5 separate regions of the Homo sapiens genome follow, and all the other regions are linked to region 1. The links are chromatin contacts, found by Hi-C or POLR2A ChIA-PET in ENCODE. All regions are on one chromosome and are shown on one strand. The core of a region is the stretch at or near the end of the contact, and the rest is flanking DNA. Distances in the headings are between cores, read along the strand shown. Region 1 holds the start of COX20 (cytochrome c oxidase assembly factor COX20). Region 2 overlaps SMYD3 (SET and MYND domain containing 3). Region 3 overlaps AKT3 (AKT serine/threonine kinase 3). Region 4 overlaps AKT3 (AKT serine/threonine kinase 3). Region 5 holds the start of SMYD3 (SET and MYND domain containing 3).

The links. Hi-C counts contacts between places; a loop is a spot of excess contacts on that map. ChIA-PET counts read pairs that join two places held with the same protein, here RNA polymerase II (POLR2A). Pooled maps may share reads with other maps.
Region 2: a map of naive thymus-derived CD4-positive, alpha-beta T cell shows a loop between it and region 1 (8-fold over the local background). The contact joins the enhancer-like site here to the promoter of COX20 in region 1. A Hi-C loop is called at or near these places in 1 of 168 maps with a recorded cell type or tissue (naive thymus-derived CD4-positive, alpha-beta T cell) and 8 of 50 pooled maps. POLR2A ChIA-PET finds 5 or more read pairs at or near these places in 3 of 52 experiments (CD4-positive, alpha-beta T cell, K562 and T-cell).
Region 3: a pooled map shows a loop between it and region 1 (9-fold over the local background). The contact joins the enhancer-like site here to the promoter of COX20 in region 1. A Hi-C loop is called at or near these places in 2 of 168 maps with a recorded cell type or tissue (CD4-positive, alpha-beta T cell and lower leg skin), 1 of 37 single-sample maps with no recorded cell type and 9 of 50 pooled maps.
Region 4: a loop to region 1 is called in a pooled map, with 10 times the contacts of the local background. The contact joins the enhancer-like site here to the promoter of COX20 in region 1. A Hi-C loop is called at or near these places in 1 of 37 single-sample maps with no recorded cell type and 2 of 50 pooled maps. POLR2A ChIA-PET finds 5 or more read pairs at or near these places in 1 of 52 experiments (activated CD4-positive, alpha-beta T cell).
Region 5: a map of CD4-positive, alpha-beta memory T cell shows a loop between it and region 1 (30-fold over the local background). The contact joins the promoter of SMYD3 here to the promoter of COX20 in region 1. A Hi-C loop is called at or near these places in 1 of 168 maps with a recorded cell type or tissue (CD4-positive, alpha-beta memory T cell) and 7 of 50 pooled maps. POLR2A ChIA-PET finds 5 or more read pairs at or near these places in 1 of 52 experiments (MCF 10A).

The regions. Positions count from the first base shown.
Region 1 is chr1:244,834,247-244,836,946 of GRCh38, forward strand. COX20 (cytochrome c oxidase assembly factor COX20) reads left to right here and starts at 1,412. Exons shown (of 4, transcript NM_198076.6): 1 at 1,412-1,510. The coding sequence starts at 1,469. RefSeq lists enhancers at 1-82, 586-645, 1,186-1,305 and silencers at 806-1,145, 1,386-1,435, 1,476-1,765.
Region 2 is chr1:245,955,118-245,957,817 of GRCh38, forward strand. The region is part of intron 5 of SMYD3 (SET and MYND domain containing 3); the gene reads right to left. Among named protein-coding and RNA genes, the nearest start is that of SMYD3-AS1, 150 kb to the right of the region's middle. Within about 2 kb of position 1,319, at least 3 of the 41 ENCODE cell types and tissues checked have a DNase peak (open chromatin) inside an H3K27ac peak, as active enhancers do; they include CD4-positive, alpha-beta T cell, where a contact is called at or near this core.
Region 3 is chr1:243,594,567-243,597,266 of GRCh38, forward strand. All of the region lies in intron 8 of AKT3 (AKT serine/threonine kinase 3), which reads right to left. Among named protein-coding and RNA genes, the nearest start is that of AKT3-IT1, 200 kb to the right of the region's middle. Within about 2 kb of position 1,430, at least 4 of the 41 ENCODE cell types and tissues checked have a DNase peak (open chromatin) inside an H3K27ac peak, as active enhancers do.
Region 4 is chr1:243,726,548-243,729,247 of GRCh38, forward strand. All of the region lies in intron 2 of AKT3 (AKT serine/threonine kinase 3), which reads right to left. Among named protein-coding and RNA genes, the nearest start is that of AKT3-IT1, 67 kb to the right of the region's middle. Within about 2 kb of position 1,429, at least 3 of the 41 ENCODE cell types and tissues checked have a DNase peak (open chromatin) inside an H3K27ac peak, as active enhancers do.
Region 5 is chr1:246,505,857-246,508,556 of GRCh38, forward strand. It overlaps SMYD3 (SET and MYND domain containing 3), which reads right to left and starts at 1,423. Exons shown (of 12, transcript NM_001167740.2): 1 at 1,198-1,423. The coding sequence starts at 1,361. RefSeq lists enhancers at 374-874, 875-1,375 and silencers at 1,061-1,110, 1,381-1,560, 2,050-2,282.

The sequences.
Region 1 (2,700 bases), core at 162-2,661:
ACAGGCGTGAGCCTCCGCGCCCGGCACAGTATGTAGTTTCTAACTACAATTTCAAAAACAAAAACAAAAAAACCCCCCCCGCCCCCGCAAAAAAAAACCTCAAAAAAAAAAATGTGACACATAAATACACAACCTTAACTGTGTATTTTACTGGGATTGTAGAAAGGTATCAAATGGGCATGCAAGTAAGGTCCTTACGGAGTAAGAAAACGCCCAATGAACAGTACTTAATATGAATTCGACATCGTTAACACTGAGCGCTTGCTGTGTGCCAGCGCGCAGCATAATTCGAAGCAGCATGACTTTGCACAATGACATATTCTACAAGTCCAGTTTCCTAAGGAGTGCCCTTAGGTTACATATAACCTAAACGTGAAATGTAGAAGTACATAAAGGAGGCATAAAGTTAAAGGGGAAAAATTATAAATACTAGAAAAAATTGCATTGTATTATTTTGATGGCTGAAAAATGGGCTCGACCCTGCATGCACGCGTTCTCCATTGAGCTCGACAATATGCAGTATTTTGTTTCACGTTATGTCGCAGTCTTAGGGAGGAGTGAAACGTGGAACACGACTTCACATCAAAAATGCACGTTGCAGAGGCATTTTTCCTTCGGGGACGCCGGAAGACTTCGCCACACGCGCGCCCTCTCCGCGGACACCAACGTGCTGACGCATGTTCATTAGCGAGCTGCTCCCTCCATTTTGTCCCCAGTCTCCTTTAGGCGAACTGCGCGGTTCTATGTTAAAGCCACTTAGTAATGAAACTATAAAAGGGAGGAAGTGGGGTGGGCGTGGGAGCCCCGTTTGCGCAAGGCAGGCGCGGGGGACTAAATGGCTGCTGGTGCAGAGTGGGGCTGCCCCGGCACCAAGGGCTCGTCCCGTGGCCGGAAGGACAAAGGACACTTAGGGGACGAGGGCCGCCGAGCCAGCGCGGAGCGCCTTCCGGGTCGGTGGGCTGGGGCGGGCTGGGGGCTGGGGCCGGGCCGACCCCCGCGGTGGGGCCCACCCCGCAGGACAAAGCAGCGGCCCCGCCCCTCGGCGCGCGCCCGAGGCTCGTGCGTGTGAGCACGCGCGCCGGAGACGGTTAGAAATGGCGGTTGGGGCGGAGCAGGGGGCTGGCGCGGGAAGCGGGGCTGTCTGGCTCGGTTACGCCCCCACCTCGCCAGGAATCTAGGAGTCGGTTTGTTTTCCGAACCCATCTCCTTCCGCTCTCCCGCCCCTGCAGGCTGTGTGCCGAGCTTGGAAGAAAGTGTGACCCGTTCGACGGAACAAAGGACATGACAGCCCGGCCCCGTGCGGCCACTGCGGAGCGTTAGGAACATTCCCTAAAATGGCGGCCGGCGCGTCGGAACAGGGCGGGAGGCGGCGGCGCGTGGGGGCGGGACGGGGAGGGGCGCGGCCAGCCGGGCTTCTGCTTCCGCGACCCCGGCGGTGCAGGGCGGGTGGAGTCGCGGAGTAGTCCTCATGGCCGCCCCGCCGGAGCCCGGTGAGCCCGAGGAGAGGAAGGTAACCTGGGGGTCGGCGGGGCGCGCGCCGCGGGTGGGCGGTGGGTAAGGACGTTCTCCGCGGAGCTCCTAGGCCCGGAGCACGTGTCACTGGCTTCTCTGCCACCCATGGGCTTGAAACTATTTTAACTGTTCCTAGTCCTTATCCCAAGCCTCCAACATTTTAATCTAAGTGGCCGGGACAAAATTGACCAAAACTAGGGGGAGGAGGGGACCAGTAGTACTAATGACTTACTACAGGTCATTATGAAATAAGCTAACAATACTGAATCTTTGGCGAGAAAATTTTGCTGCTAAGGGCACTGCACTGTAATTTGTTAGTAAAGGCTAATAGTAGAGATTAAAGCTCCGTTGAGGACAGGTGCCTTGTCTTTAACACGTTGTATTCATCACATTTAACATAGGAGTAATTGCTGAGGGATGACTTGATTGTACTACGATGAGATGAAGGGTTAAGATTTCTTCCCCATCACCAGTAGCCTCCCTAGCTGGTGTCCCTGTCTCCATACTCTCCTGAATCCACCTTCCACTATTGTCCGCTGGCCCTTTCCAGCCTGTAAACTGGACAGTTTTCATTCCTCTGCCTAACATCCAGTCGTAGCAGCCCATCCTATCTCTTTAAGGATAAAACCCAAATTCTTGGTATAGTAAAGCTAAACCAAGCGCTCTCCCTGGAAGGGCTCCTGTGTTTCACCAAAGCTGACTTACGTACTTTCCCCATCTTCCCAGGCATCTTGTACGTCGTTACATTTATCATATTGGAAGGTAATAAATGATCTTGTTTTCCTCTTTTCCTGGGCTCCTTATTAAGAGCAGGGAACCTAATTTATATCCTCAGGGCAGAACAGGTATTCAGAAAAGAATAATGCAAGAGGAAAAAAGTTTAATATAAACTAGGGAGATCGTAACATTGGCTAATCACGAGCAAATATTTATAGAAGACCCACTGTGTGCTAAATGGCTCCTAATATATACTTAAGATATTCTCCCAGCTTGGAAATTCTGCTCACTTCTTGCTCTTGCTTGCTTCTCTGGTGGGCTTCCATCCAAATTTGGCCATGACATCAGATCATATGGTTAATATTAACAAATATTGTATAAATTGTTTTCATACTTAATATCCAACAGGTTGTCAGTTTACGTACTACTGGTGCCTTATCTGTTTTTACTGTCCCATACACTGCCCATCTG
Region 2 (2,700 bases), core at 69-2,568, 1.1 Mb after region 1:
GTCTCGCTCTGTCGCCCAGGCTGGACTGCAGTGGCGCGATCTCAGCTCACTGCAAGTTCCGCCTCCCGGGTTCACGCCATTCTCCTGCCTCAGCCTCCTGAGTAGCTGGGACTACAGGTGCCCGCCGCCATACCTGGCTAATTTTTTTTTGTATTTTTTAGTAGAGACGGGGTTTCACCGCATTAGCCAGGATGGTCTCGATCTCCTGCCTTGGCGTCCCAGAGTGCTGGGATTACCGGCATGAGCCACCGCGCCTGGCCGCCCATGTGGTTTTATGTCTTTTCTTTTTTTTTGGCATATGATTGCCAGGTCATAGCTTTTATATCTTTATTCATAGTTTCCTCTTTTAAAAATATCTTTTTCACTACTGCGATCGCTCATAATTTTATTCATCCTTTAGGATCCGGCTTAAATGTCACCTCCTTCAAGAAACTTTCCTACATCCAAATAGATTTACCTGATACCTGAGTATAGATAGTACAGTATATTGTTATAATTGTTCTATTTTAGTATTATTGTTGTTAATCTACTGTGCCTAAGTTATAAATTAAACTTTATTGTAAGTATGTATACATAAGAAAAAACAGTATACATGAGGTTCAGTACTATCCATGGTGTCAGGCACCCTCTGGGGTACTGGAATGTATCCCCCATGGATAAGGAGGCACTAAGCAACATATTGTATGTTTAGCTTTGCATACTTTTGGCTACTTACAGATGGAATCATACTGCATTGATGATTTTGCAATTTGTTTTGGGTTTTTTTTTTTTTTGGCTCAACATTATATCCTAAGATTCATTTATGTTGATGCATGTTGCTATAGTTTATAGCTGACAGACCTCTTGATGTGTCTTCTAGGAGGCGCTTATGAAGAGAATTTCCATAGGAACACTGTTTGTAAATGCAAAAAATTACAAATGACCCTATGTTCATTACTAGGTTATACAAATAGATAACATTATTTTCTATTTTTTCATTTTTCAGAGATGGGGTCTCATTTTGTTGCCCAGGCTGGTCTCAAACTCCTGGGATCAAGCAATCCTCCTGCCTGGGCCTCCCAAAGTGTTGGGATTATAGGCGTGAGCCACAGTATTCAGCCTCTTGGTATTTTCTATACTAGCACCTACTAATGTATATGGCACATAGTATACTCTCTACAATAAATGCTTTTTAAGATAAACGAATTTGAGAAGAAAAGTTATGTCTGATTCATTGTGGCTTCCTCATCCATAGAGGCCAGCACATGCTCAGATGCTCAGTCAAGATCTGATATTCAGCCACAAAAGGCTAGCAGTGGACAGGCAGGAAATAATCTGAGCTGACACAAGTGAGGGAGCAAAACAGGACGTGTGACGTGTTGGGTGCCTACCCCTAGCGAGGCAGGCAGAGCATTATTTTTTATGAGGTTAATTCCACCTGCTTACTTTTGAGTCCTACAAACCACTGTAGTTCACAAGAATTCCTTTCTTCTCTTGTGACTCTCTGTCTCCCCAGCCTCAGCTAATTCCCTCTCCCTGTCTTTGTCTCCCTCCTTCTACTTCTCCTCCTCCTCCTGTACTACTCCCCTACTCCCCTGGGTATGAGCCTGCTTCGGTACTCTGGGAAGGGTTTAGTGATGGTGGTAAAAACTGACTTCTTGATTTCCTTCCTTGCCTGCCAGCGAAGTCATCTTCCAGCAACTTCTTCCATTCTGTTGGAGCAATGATTTGTCTCTCACTATGCCATCCTTTGGTTTGAACATTGCATACCCATCTTAAGGCAGTTGATCCACCCTGCTTATTGCCTTTTTGGCATATTGGATGCCAGCTCTTGAGCAGAACCAAACCCCTGGAAAACTGATCACCATCTCAACATCTTATTAAACTAATTCTCATTTTGCTAAACTAGAAACGAATCATCAGGCTAACACTGCCAGTGAAGATGCAATGTAAGACAAATTATACCAAACCACCAATAGGCATGTATTCATCTGCAGCACCAGCCAACTACTCTCAAAAGAACTGATACAGAAAATGATGAAAAGGAATTAAATCCAAAAGTAAAGAGACGACTGCCAACTACAGATAAGATTTTCCATGAAATTGAGTATTATTCGGTTCATCTCACTCTGACTTCATTTTATTACAGTTTAGACCTGACTAGCTAAAAAAAGAAAGACCATCGCTTTGACACACAATAGAAGTAAAAATAAAGCTGACATGTCACCCTTTCCTTCATTCCTGTTTTCAATATTCAATCTTCCCCCTTTCCCTTTCCCATCACCTACTACACTCACTTCCACTGTAACATTTCTTTCTCCTCTCTTAGAAAAGATCCTTAGAGGAAATTAAAATGTGGCCAGTCCTTACTCTTTAACGTCAACGTTTCTCTCAGCATGCACTTCTCTAACTTGAGCTATCATTTCACTAAAATAACTCAACTCTTTCTTTTCTGAATCTTCCCTAGCGTTGCTGTATTTCTTACACCCGCTTGGATTCATGCCCACTCGCTGCTCAGGATATATTGTGTCTATACTTGAGTAGGCACAAAATGCTTTTTCAAACAAAACGTATCTGTCATATCAGTACTGTTTCCTCCATATACGTCAACCAAATTAAATAGCTTCCCTGACCTTTTGTCTACTTTCTTTGCCTTCTGAGTATCCTCATCATCTAACTCTTGGCCTGGTAAAACAGGATATGTGGAAAAGTCATAACTTA
Region 3 (2,700 bases), core at 180-2,679, 1.2 Mb before region 1:
TATGTGTGACAAACTGATTTTCAACAGAGGTACCCAAGTCACACAATCAGAGACAGGGTCTTGCTGTGTTGTCCAGTCTGCAATGCAGTGGTATGAACATGGATCACTGCAGCATCAACCTCTTGGGCTCAAGCAATGCTCCCAATTCTGCCTTGCACCACCAGTCCAGGCTAATTTTTTAAATTTTTTATTTTGTAGAGACAGGGTCCTGCTGTGTTGCCCAGGCTGGTCTCGAACTCCTGGACATAAGTGGTCTTCCTGCCTCAGCCTCCCAAAGTGCTGGGATTACAGGTATAAGCCCCCATGTCTGACTAAAGGACAGCCCTTTCAATGAAAGATAGTGAAAGAACAAGATGTCTGTAGGGGGAAAAAAATGAACCTCAACTCTTAGCTCACAGCATACATAAAAATTAAAATGGATCACAGACCTATACATGTAATAGGTACAACTTAAAAAGTTTTAGAAGAAAATACAGTCATGCACTGCTTAATGATGGGGATACATTCTGAGAAATGTGCAATTAGACAATTTCATCATTGTGACAACATCCTAGGGTTTACTTACATAAACCTAAATGGCATAGCCTACTACTTCTAGGTACAGACCTGTACAGCATGTTACCCTACTGAATACTCTAGGCAGGTGTAACACAATGATATTTGCACATCTAAACACATCTAGAAAAGTACAGTAAAAATATGATATAGAAGATTTAAAAACGATATACCTGTCTATTGCATTTATAATACCATGAATGAAACTTGTAGGACTGGAAGCTGCTTTGAGTGAGTGAGTGGCGAGTGAATATGAAGGCCTAGGTGATTACTGTAGACTATGAACACTGTATAATGTATAAAATAATTAAAATTATTTTTTTCTTCAGTAATGAGTTAACCTTTGCTTTCTATAACTTTTTCACTTTATACACTTTAAAATTTTTAAAAACGCCTTGACTCTTTTATAACAGTTTAAAATATGAACACATTGTACAGCTATACAAAAATATTGTTTCTTTACATCTTTATAAATATTTTTCTATTTTTTTTAACGTCTTTAACTTTTGGTTAAAAATGAAAACACAGCATATACGTTAGCCTAAACCTACACAGTCAGGATCATCAGTATCACTGTCTTCCACCTCCACATCCTGTCCCACTGTAAGGTCTTTCGGAGCAGGCATCGAGTAGTCATCTCCTACGCTAACAATGCCTTCTTTTGGAATATCACCTGAAGGACCCACCTGATGCTGTTTTACAGTTACCTATTTTTTTTTAAATAAGTGAAAGTAATACACTTTAAGAAACAATGAAAAGTACAATATATAAAATAAAGAAGTAACACAGTCATGTACTATCACAATCAAGTATTATGTATCTAACTGCATGTGCTATGTTTCTACACAACCGGCAGCACAGGTTTGCTTACACCAGCATCACCAAAACATGTGAGTAATGCACTGCAGTATGACTTACAACATTTACATCACTAGGCAATATGAATTTTTCAGCTACATTATAATCTTATGGTATTGTCATATACATGGCCCACTGTTGACAGAAACTTATTATATAGCACGTGACACATAACAAATAGGAGAAAGATGTGTGACCTGGGGTACACAAACATTTCTTGGACAGTACACAAAAAAAGTGAAAACCATAAAAGGCAAGAATTGATAAATAAGACATCAAAATTAAAAACGTCTGTTCCTCAAAAGACATCACTGAGAAAATGAAAAGGCAAGCTACAGTCTGGAAGAAACCATTTGTAATACAAATATTTGGCAAACTATTTGTAACCAGAACATCCAAAGAACTCCTATAATTCAGTAAGAAGATGAACAACCGAATAATAGGTGAAATATTTGAATAGACAGGTCACAAAAGTATATGCAATGGCAAAAAGTCTGAGTGAAGACATTTCCTATCATTAGTCATAAGAGAAACGCAACTTAAAACCACAGTAACATACTCCCACACACTCGTTAGAATGACTAAAATGAAAACCACTGACCACAGCAAGCACTGGTGAGGGTGCAGAACACCTAAAATTCTCATTACATTAATGCTGAGACTGTAAAATGACACAACAGTTTTAAATTTTTGTAAAATGTAAGCATATGCTTACCATAAATCCAACAATCATACTCTTCAGTATTAATTAAAGAGAAAAGAAACAGGCCTATCAGCTTTATTCATATTAGGCAATGACTGGTATTAATCCGCATGTACGTCACCAGTGGGAGAGATTAACAAATGGTGGTATAGCTGTGCAAAGGATAATGACTTCACAATAAAAGAAATAAATGACTGAGAAATGCAACAAAGTTAACAATCTCAAAAAACATTACGCAGAATGAAAGAAGTAGATACAAGACAGTATATATTGTATGAGTTCATTTCTGTGACATTTTTAAAAAGATGAATCAAATCTTTAGTGTCTGAAAGCAGACCAATGGCTACCTAGGGCCACGTGTGGATGTACTATGGGTACAGGGAAGACTGACTGCAAAGAGGCATGGCAGAACTTTTTGAGGCAATGAGAATGTTTTATATTTTTATTGTGATGGGGGCTACATGCATATATATGTTTGTCAGAAGTCATCTAATCATATACTTAAAATGAGTTCATTTCATTATATGTAAATTATACTTAAGTTGACTAAAAAATGAAAACAACCTAAACGTTCAATGATTTGG
Region 4 (2,700 bases), core at 179-2,678, 1.1 Mb before region 1:
TTTCTGAAAATCTCAGTCTGTGGTTGCTCAACTTAGCAACCAATATTCTCTTTTTCAACCCAAAAGAAAGTTAACATTTATCTATGAACAAGCACTCAGTCCCACAGCCATGAGAGTTGTCAAAATAACAGGAAGAAAAATGGACCAAGGATATATAAAGCTGAAAATGGGTCAGAATGCTCAAATTAAGAATCAAACTTATGTTTTTATTTTTCTTGCTTTTTCTTGCAAGCCAGGGCATCCTCATGAAAAAACAGGTAAGAATTTGGCAAGAATAGGGATAGAAAGCAAAAAGAAACTTGTTTTCCCAAACATCTGGCATCCTTCAACAAACTCTGGCAATGAAAAGTCAAAGCAAAGCAGATAAGATTCTGCCAATCACCTTCTACTTAGGCAGTGGCAATAGGTGGCCTAGCCAAGGCTCCCTGCCTGAGCTGAGAAGAGATGTCAGTATTGTGGTAAAGCCCACCTCCTTGGTCTTCAACAGATTCCTTCCATACCCCCAGGTTATGACAGAAAATGAGCAATTCACACAAGCATAAATGTGAAACATTAACATTTAAAAGGAGCCTAACCTACATAATAAGTGCTGAGGCTGAATACACATTGTGGGTCAAAATCAGGACAAGGCAGCTCAACATGGCATCTGTTAAGGGAAGAAAAATAAAGGGCAGACAAAAGACAACATTTAATCCTAGGTTCAACCTTCATAAATCAGCATACAATACCAAAAGTAAGTTAGTTGATTGATTGATTGATTGATTGAGACAGGGTCTTGCTCTGTTGCCCAGGCTGGAGTGCGATGGTACAATCTCAGCTCAACACAGCCTTGACCTCCTGACTCAAGCAATCCTCCCAAGTAGCTGGGACTTCAGGCATGCACTACCATGCGTGGCTAATTTTGTTCACTTTTTGTGGAGATAGGGTCTTGCTATGTTGCCCAGGAAGGTCTAGAACTCTTGGCCTCAAATGATCCTCCCACCTCAGCCTCCCAAATTGCCAGGATTACAGGTGTCAGCCACTGCTCCCAGCCCCAAAAGTTTATTATTATAAGGACTCTTACTCTTCATTGTAATTTATAGGCTGAAATTGCAAAACTGAAAACCCTATTCTTGCAACAATAACTTGAGGTATTTAGAACTCATGACACCAAGTTTCACATCCTCTTTCTTAAGTCTGCAGAAAAGGAACCTCCATCCTTATAGTTCAAAGTCTTTCTAGCAAAGAAAAAAAGAGAACCAAGAAAAAAAAGCATCATAACTATTTTGTAAGTATCAAACTAAAAAATTTGATATAATCTTAGTTTAAAAAAATAATTATAACACTGATTTGATATTTAGGCATAGAGGGATGTTGGTGTTTTATAAGAATTGACCTGACTATAAGCAGCACTCAGCTACATCTCTCAAAAATAAGGGAAAGCCATTTTAAGAGCTTGAAGTAGTATGTTGTAGTCCTATGACATTAATAGTTTAACAGAAACCACATACAACTTGAAGACTAAAACTATCAACTCCCTAAACAACTCACAGTGTACGTTAACATGACTTGACTATTCAGGGAGAGCCTCACCCTGGCAAACGGTTTGATTGTTCATCACAGCAAACTCCTGAAACACGCATCAACGATTCAATAGAAAGCCCCAACAGTATGTAAGATTTTTTGAATCCCTTGCTGTTGCATAATGGTCATCATCCAATTTTAATCAAACACACACACACACCCAGTATTCACTCAACCTCAACCAAACTTTGATTCTCAGTACATACTATCCTTGCTTTCTTCCCTCCAAGAAACCGCCAAAGTTCTAACCAGGTGGTGTACTCCCTTTCTGTGACAGGCAATAAACTCTATCTATAGGTTGTGAGGGAGACACTTGGGCAGCCAGCACTTGATACTATGCCAGCTGTAAGTTTTAATCATTCAGGAATATAGTGCAAAGAGTACTGTGAACTTATGGTGTGCTAATGCATCATACTAGCAATTGTGAATTTAGATCATAAACCTTTGTATTTCACCTAAAACTTTATGGGAACAGATAGGACAGGACAGGCAATCCCAATGCTTTTGTAGAAAAACTGTCTGGTCATATGCTGTCAGTTCTTCACGATTTCAAAGAATAACCACTTGAAAGAAAATTTTCAAAAATCTAAAGACTTAATAAAACTAAGATCAATGAGTTTTAAAGTACGTGTCATTAAAAGCACAAACTCATTTGCAGTCTATGGACTCTAAGGCAAGAGTCATATGCCAGACATCCCAGAAGAGGTAAAAAGTTATTAGAGACAAAAAGGACTTCAGGGAAACTTAGTTTTTCCTTAGGGAAAGGAGTCCTCCATGGAGTCACATGGCCCTCCAATAAGTAGGCATCAGGTAGTGTATCAAGAACTGATACAAGATCAGAAAGGAAGAGCCAATGAGTTAGGAGAAACCAAGGTTGGGTTTCAAGAATTGAGTTGCTACTTGTGCTGAATGATATTAAGAGATGGAGAAAAAGAAAGAGAAAAATGTTCACGCGGATGTCAATGATTTTTACTAGACTCTTCAGAGGAGTAAGAAATCCAAATAAACTAGAGTTTAGGGCAGAAAATTAACTACAAGGTGAGAATATGAAAGATGCCAGTGTGGACAAACCATGCAATAAAATTTTATTAAAAGAGAAGCAGAAATAGAGGCAGTAGCAGAATGGGAAGCAATATG
Region 5 (2,700 bases), core at 173-2,672, 1.7 Mb after region 1:
GTTCCAAGAACTATCTTGAAAGGAACGAATTGTTTTCAACCACACAGTTTACAAAAACTTCAAGATGCTGCTCTCTCCCGAACAGATGTTTTCGCTGTTATCATTACTTCAGAAAGCAACAGACAAAATTATTATTTGGTAGCTCTAAAATGCAAAGTCATATTCCTGAATTATGAATCAAATGAGAACAAAGTAAGAACAATGGTCAAATTACAGATACGAGTTTTGCACTTACCGTCCCACCTCCACCCACCTAAATCTCAGACTGGCAGGTCTGAAAAGCGGCCATGCACAAAATCATCGCACTCATCTCAAAATAGAACTCTTCTTCCTCGCACACAGAAGCTCAATAATATTTGTTGACTGAATGCAGTTCCTATTATTCATGTATGTTACACATTTCCATAAATTGCTTTCACATAGCACTTTACACCGGCACAGCGCGTCCAGGCTTCCAAAACACCTTCACGTGAATCCCTGCATCTAGAATGGTGGTTAAGAGTTAGACATGCCTGCACAGCCATTAAATGGCACAGCACACGGGGGACCCGTGTCTGATGCTCCCACAGCACATTAATTGCCCCTCTATTTCAGCCCTTCTGGTACACTGTAATTCTCTCTCTCACTTGATCAGCTCTTTGAGGAGGTCCCGTTCCTCTTCGTATCCCCAGGCCACACACAACCCAGACCACAGAGGTGCACCGTAGACATCAAGATTCTTCCACCTGCTGCAAGCCTGATGCTTTACCGGCGGGGCCTCTGCAGGGGAGCCTGATTTATACTCATCCCAGCTCCCACCCAGCCCCACGCCCGCCACGTGTGATTTCCACAGCCGCACCAAGGAAGACTGTCCAGCACACAGACTTTTCGTCTCCCAGCAAAATTATCCCCGGCACAACGCTTCCCCCTCAAGTCTGCCCAATGGCTTTCCCATTTCCACCGCAGCCCAGGTTGGGGGGCAGTGGCTGAGCCTGGGCCCCCTCCCAGCCCCGCTGCGGCAACCTAGGGGGGTGTCCGGGCGGGGCCTGTCAGCAGCGACCCGCCCCCGGGCACACGCGCGTCAGGGGCAGCACCGCCAAGCTGCCTGTGCAGCCCCATCCAGCAGGAGTCCCGCGGCTGCCGGCCGCCCGACGCCCCCCCCTCCCCAGCACCCCACACAGCTCGCGACTCAGGTAGGCGAGGGCGCTCCTTACGCACCCGAGAAGGCAGCGGTCGCAGACGACGCCACGACTCCCCTTGCACACCGTGTACGCCAAGGGATCCGAGCGGAAGAGTAGCTCTCCGGGGCGCAGCGGGGTCACGGCGCGCAGCCCGTTTCCCCTCTTGGCGGTTGCGAACTTTTCCACCTTCAGCGGCTCCATCCTCCCGCAGCTCCGGCACCTCAGACGGCTACCCGCGTCCAGCAGCGGGCGTCTCACGGGCTGCCGGGACCCGCGCGCCTGCGCCCTGCGCGCACACGTACGCCCGAGGGGCGGGGCGGGCGCGGTGGGGCAAGAGCATGCGCAGATGGAGTCTGGAGGGACGGCTGGAGTGGAGTGTGTGGGACCTGAAGGTGGTCGTAAGGCTCCGCGTGCGGCTCGTGCCCATGGCGACTGCGCAGAAGACAGGCGGGGTTTTTTTTCTCCCTCTAACATTGTATTACGATCATTTTAACGCATACGGAACAGTTGAAAACAGTGCAGTGAACACCTATATACCTCCGCCTAAATCAGACAACCTAGCACTTTGCCATTTCTGCTCGTCACTCTCTCCCCACCTGTAGCTATGTATACACGTATTGTCGTTAAACTATTTCAAAGTTGCAGGCATCATGACATCACAACTAGTACTTTGCACTGTAACTTTTTTTTGTTTTAGGACGGAGTCTTGCTCTGTCGCCCAGGCTGGAGTGCAGTGGCGAGATCTCGGCTCACTGCAACCTCTGACCTCCGGGTTCAAGCGATTCTCCTGCCTCAGCCTCCATAGTAGCTGGGACTACAGGCATGTGCAATCCTCCCGCCTGGGCCTCCTGACTAGATGGGACTATAGGCTCACGCCACCATGCCTGGCTAATGCTTTTTACTTTCCTCCAGAGACAGTCTACCTATGTCGCCCAGGCTAGTCGCAAACTCCTGGCCTCAAGTGAACCTGAACCTCCTGCCTCGACCTCTCGAATTGCTGGAATTACAGGTGTGAGCCACCACACCCAGCTTAATTTTCTTTTTTGTTTTTGGGGTTTGTTTTGTTTTGTTTTGTTTTTTGAGACGGAGTCTCATTCTCGCCCAGGCTGGAATGCAGTGGTACGATATTGGCTCACTGCAACCTCTGCCTCCCGGGTTCAAGCGATTCTCCTGCCTCAGCCTCTTGAGTAGCTGGGACTACAGGCGCCTGCCACCACGCCCGGCTAATTTTTGTATTTTTAGTAGAGACGAGGTTTCACCGTGTTAGCCAGGATGGTCTCGATCTAACCTTGTGATCCGCCCGCCTCGGCCTCTCAAAGTGCTGGGATTACAGGCGTGAGCCACCGCGCCCAGCCCACCCGGCCTAAATTTCTTAGTTTGGACAAACGTGCCATGGTAATGCAAAATGTCATTATTAAGGGCAGCTGGATGGAAGGTGTAGGAGTACACTATAGTGCCTTTCAATTTTTCTGTGTATCTAAAGTCATTTCAAAAGTAAACATTTATTTTAAAACATGAAGGTGGTTATGCTTCCATGAGT